Linked DNA regions of Homo sapiens: region 1 is linked to region 2. Evidence: chromatin loops called from intact Hi-C (ENCODE). Cell type or tissue: IMR-90. All regions are shown on one strand.

Region 1 (2,500 bases), 110 kb after region 2:
TCCCTACTGTCTCACCCCTCGGTGTGTCCTCCCCAACTTTGGAGACCAAGTCAGGGCCACTCTCGTCCTCACCCACCCTCTACCAGCAGAGCGGAGTTCTTTATACCGGGACCTCCTCCAGGAGAACCCCGGAGCTCCTTCTAGCTTGGCCTTCTTTGGATGCGGTATCACATGAGGCCTGTCCCTAACAGTGCCCTCAAAGTGAAGGTCCTCAAGGAGGATCGGCACAGCCCCCTTCCCTGGCTCTGCAGCGGCTGGGTCACCCCTTACGCTGGTGATCAGGAAAGCCCGCTGCCCCACCCCTCGGGCCCACCCGTACAGAGGCTGGTGGTCGCCGGGATAATTAATGACCACCGCCAATTCATCCCTCACGTGTCTCCTCTCTTCCCTAGCCCGTCTGGCACAGAGGGTGGACCTGTTAGAGGAGTGGAGGGGCTGCCTGGGGAATGGGACAGAGGGATTCTCTTTCCCTAATTTTTTTGGTTGTCCTTTTTCTTTGAAAAACTTGTAATTTATTGAAGTTTTACTCAATCCAAATAAAACTTAATTTATTGAAGACATCACGCCGCAACCCTTACGACTGCCCAGGAGGCTGCTTGCAAGACCCTGTCCCGGGCTGAGACCTGCGAGGAACCTCCCTCCCCCACCCTGCCGCCGTGCATCCCCAGAGCAGGGCAGCACAGACCAGGAGACAGTGAGAACTAAGCAAACTGGCACTTTATGGCTGAGATCCTGCCCCACCCCAACCAACCCCAATAATATTAAGGTGCTCTCCCTCCCCAGACCCACACAGAACAGTTTAAATAAACCCCAGCCCGGTCCTCGGGCTATTCCTTCATTTCCGGACGGACACCCGCCCCCACCCCCAGCGGGGGTGGGGAGGTCTTAGCGGAGCTCCTCCGCTGTGGTTCAGGCCCGGTGGAAGGCCGCAGAAACTGGTGAAAGTGGGGGCCCAGACGTACCCAAATGGACCCCCACAGGCACCCCTGGGGCTGGGAGGCGGGGTCCAGTAAAACAGGACAGCACCAGAGTAACCAGGGTCCTCGGTAACCATGGCAACTGACCTTCCGTCCTGAGCCTAAAAGGCGAGGGGCAGGATGCCCTAATTAGGGCATTGCAAATGATTGGGCAGCGGGGAATGCAGATCCCCAATAAATAGGCACCCCAATAAATAGGCAGAGAGATACTGCCCTGACCCTCATAACTTTTCAACCCTGGGGCCATAGCTGGGCCTTGGTAGCAGGGAGGGGCTCTGAGTTCACAGCTTCGTGGTGCCTCCGCTATCACTTGCTGAGCTGCAGGGTGTCCAGAAGGAGGCGCTTGTGAGCCGGGTCCTGCACCCCAGCCTCCTCCAAGTCCTCCTCGGTGATGTCACTGTGGAGTAAAACAGGCTGGGAAGTGAGATGGGCAAGGGGATCCTGAGGGCCCCAGCTCCGCCCCCGGGGCCAGCCCCTCCCCCACCTGAGAAACTCCAGGTCGTCCCAGCCATTATGCACCAGGCCCTCCTCATAGCGCTCCAAGCCGATGGCCCGCAGCCAGGCACTCATGCCTGCCTCGCCCAGCCCGCTGGCCCGCCCGCCCTGCAGGCACGGAGCCTAAGGAAACAGGGCATGTCAGGGGGAGCTGAGTGCCCCCCATAGAAACACCTGCAGTCACATTCTGCTGCATGCTCTGGGGAAAAGGAAGGGAAGGGCTGGGCTGATACATGTGTCTCCCAACTTCCCAGTGATCAGTTCAGGGTAGCAGGGACACCATGAGTGCTGAATGGTGGAGTGAAAGGGTACCAGTCTGTGGGCAAGCACACTCAGGCACACACAGACAGCCACCCTGCTCCACACACCTCCTCTGCCAGGTCTTCCTGGATGCTCTCCCGGATGCGGGGTGGAGGGAAGCTGAGGGGCCGGCCATAGTCCGAGGGCAGTCCCCGGGGGGGCTGCAGCTCCAGGGGGCCTGGGAGGAGCGCTGAGCGTGCAGGCCCAGCAGGGGCATAGTCCACCTCGCTCAGCGTCTTGGCCATCTGCAGCACCGAGCAGGACCGGTCATCCCCACTGGCCACTTCCCCCAGGAAAGTGCTGGCTGGTGAGGGGCCTGGGGGCAGTGGAGGCCTTGGATGGGCCTTGGGAGGTGGTGGGCCACGGGCCTCAGCCCCACCACGGCCCCGGACCACTGGCCCTGGTAAAGGATCCAGGCTGGGGGGCAGGAAGATGGCTGAGTCCGGCAGTGGTGGAGGTGGAAAGTCTGGAGGGGGCAGTGTGCCTCCAGACTCCTCATCTGAAGAACTCCCCTCTCCCACACGAGGGTGCCGGTGGTGCCCAAGCTGTGGAGCAGGCACTGTAATGGCCACTTTGTTCTTGGTGGCAGATGGGACAGGGGCCCTGGCAGGCGAGGGTGGCTCCGGGGGCAGCAGCTGGTGCGGGACCCCTTCAAGGACGTAGTAGGCAGGGTTATTGAAGCTGTTCTTGGGTGGGGGGGCCGCCACCCCTTCTGGTTCAGGAGCTCC
Region 2 (2,500 bases):
TCATACTTCAAGTGCCTGAAGATGACTCATCTTGATATTTCCAGGACTGTTAAGTTGCTTTGGCAACCAGGTCCTCTCAGGGATGTGATCCCACCGGCAGATCCATCTTCCTAAAACATATCTCTAATCATGGCCGTTTTTCTTGACCAAGGTTCCTCCAGAGAATTGAGCCCTCATTCTCCAAGGCATCCATCGTACACAGGAATTAACTTCTCTCCCAGGAATCTAAAATGGTACTAGCTATATATATATATATATATATACACACACACACATCTTTGGAAGCATTGAGAAAATCACTAGTCAATTTTTTTTTGTATGTGCTTCAAAGGAGAACCCCCAGCTAAGAGAGGTTGCAAGGGAAGAGCATGAATATTGGAGTCAGGATCTTGGTACCAGCCCTGCCATTTAATAGCTATGTGATCCAGGGCAAATTACTGACTGTTCTGAAGTTCTTTCTCCTCATCTGGAAATGGGGGTGGCGCCACCTACCTCCTAAGGATTTGTAAGGATTAGGACATATGTACTTCTCCAGAGTAGGTACTTTATATATAGTCTCTGTTATTATTAACTTCAGAAACACTCAGTGCTCACTCGTTTAAAAAAAAATTCTAACCATACTAATGCTTTTAACTGGTTTTAGAGTTGTTCTAGTCTGACCCTCACCTACCTTTTCCCCTACTGGAGCCCTAATACTCCAGCTACACTGTGTTCCCACCTTGGTGCCTTTATTCTCGCAGTTTGTTCGGCCTCTCTGTCCCCTTTAAGACCATTTTGCATGCTGGTGGAGTTCCTTTTACCAGTCAGTCACCAGCCTCATGCCACCTTCCTTCTGAAGTCTTTCCTGTTCTCTGGATTTGGGTCCAGTCTCACTTACTAGACCAAGGTGGATGAAGGCCAGGCCTGTGTCTTTTTTTGTCTCCATCTCCTTTGCTGCAATGCTCTGCACATGATTTAGTATGTTTTTGAATTGGATGCACTGATAAATCTCCAAAACCACTGTAGGTTTTCTTTTGGGAGATGTGGTGTCTTTACTTTTTGGTCTACTCTTTGCTGATCCCCTTCCCCGACTCTTAATTTCCTAATGTGTCTGACTTTTTAGAGCTTCACTTATGAGCCACCTCTGCCTGGCTACCTTCCTTCTCCTTACAGTCATAATGCCACTTCCTTTTCAGTCACTGGTGCTCTCACTTCAGAAACACTTGGGCTTTAACGAAACTTAATACTTTCCCTGGGGCCTCTCTCAGCCTCCTTCCCACCTACTTTAGTGAATCCTCCTTGCCCCATCTCCAAGTCTGCACTGAGTTATCAGTGTTAACTAGCCATCATCAAATGAGTCCTTAAATTCCCCACCATCCCTGCCTGAGGCAAAGATCCTTTCCAGTGGTGCCATCCCCTTTAACAGCCTCTTGGCTTGTTGTCAGGACCCAAAACTTAAGAGTTCGCTTCTTGTTACACTTCACCGTCTGTCCATCTGGCGGCACTGCCTGATGTGGAGAGAATCAGCTGTGCCTCAGGCTGTCTGTCCTCTGTTGAAGCTCCACACTCTGATTCACGCCAGCAGTACAGAGAAGGGGAATGAGCACTGGGTGAAGGATCAGATGTTCTGGCTCTGCCACCAACAAATCCTTTCACCTTTAGGCATATCCTCTCTCCTCCTCAGTAAAATAAAGAAGTTAGGATAGCAGATCCCAAGGACCCCTTCCAGCTCCAGCATTCTTTCACTTACCAGATTCTTACTGATCATCTCTGCTGCCACAAGCCCTGCCCTAGGCACCAAGGAAATAAAGATGATCCAGACATGATTTTTGCACTTAAGTAACTCACAGTTCTATGAGAAAACCAGACATTTTAACCAAGAATTGCTATCTGGTGTATTAATGGAGATCTGTAGAAGGTGCTGTGAGATCACAAAGAAAAGACCTTTTAAATCTTGAAGAGGGCAGGGAAAGCATGATGTAGGAGATGGTGTTCACACCAACTCTTGAAGGATGAATGCAAGTGTACCAGGTAGATGAGGTAGGAAGGCGGAGGGAGCAACGTGTTCAAAGGCATGGAGTATGAAGCAGCATACTTTACTCAGAATATTGCAGGTAGTTCAGAAGAGCTGGAGGGTATCAGAGGGCAAGAATGGAAAGCAGGAGCTAATATTGAAGGTCACTAATGTAAGCTGTGCTGAGGAGACTGGACTTATCCTGCAATGGAAAATCATTAAGATTTAGAGGAGGACTAGGATAGGCTTTATGTATAATGTGAAAGATAGTTAAAATGTTTATCAGTAGCTGAATGGATGAATAAATTGTGGGATGGTCACACAATGGAATAATGTACAATGGGCTTGAGTCAACTCTTGCTGTGTGCTACAACACAAACCTTACATCAGGTCACAAGCCAAACAGAAGAGTGCTTACTGTATGCCTGCATTTAAATTCCAAAATAGAGAAAACTAATCAGTGGCATAAGAAGTCAGGGTAGTGCTTAACCTCGAGAGTGTGGGTAG

The links. Peaks named below come from ENCODE experiments on the same cell type or tissue, not always from the same donor. Only the 100,000 strongest peaks of a DNase experiment are listed, where the experiment ranks them.
Region 1: a loop joins it to region 2, with 5 times the contacts of the local background. A loop is called at or near these places in 1 of 110 quality-filtered maps.

What each region holds. Positions count from the first base shown.
Region 1 is chr11:72,237,137-72,239,636 of GRCh38, reverse strand. It overlaps INPPL1 (inositol polyphosphate phosphatase like 1), which reads right to left. Exons shown (of 28, transcript NM_001567.4): 26 at 1,841-2,500; 27 at 1,462-1,595; 28 at 490-1,374. The coding sequence ends at 1,284. It overlaps PHOX2A (paired like homeobox 2A), which reads left to right. Exons shown (of 3, transcript NM_005169.4): 3 at 1-560. Among named protein-coding and RNA genes, the nearest start is that of PHOX2A, 5.8 kb to the left of the region's middle. In IMR-90, a CTCF peak has its summit at 1,310 (motif pointing right); a DNase peak (open chromatin) is centred at 1,316.
Region 2 is chr11:72,352,041-72,354,540 of GRCh38, reverse strand. The region is part of intron 5 of CLPB (ClpB family mitochondrial disaggregase); the gene reads left to right. It overlaps LOC112268077 (a long non-coding RNA gene), which reads right to left and starts at 25. Exons shown (of 3, transcript XR_007062768.1): 1 at 1-25. In IMR-90, CTCF peaks have their summits at 496 and 1,483; a DNase peak (open chromatin) is centred at 1,490.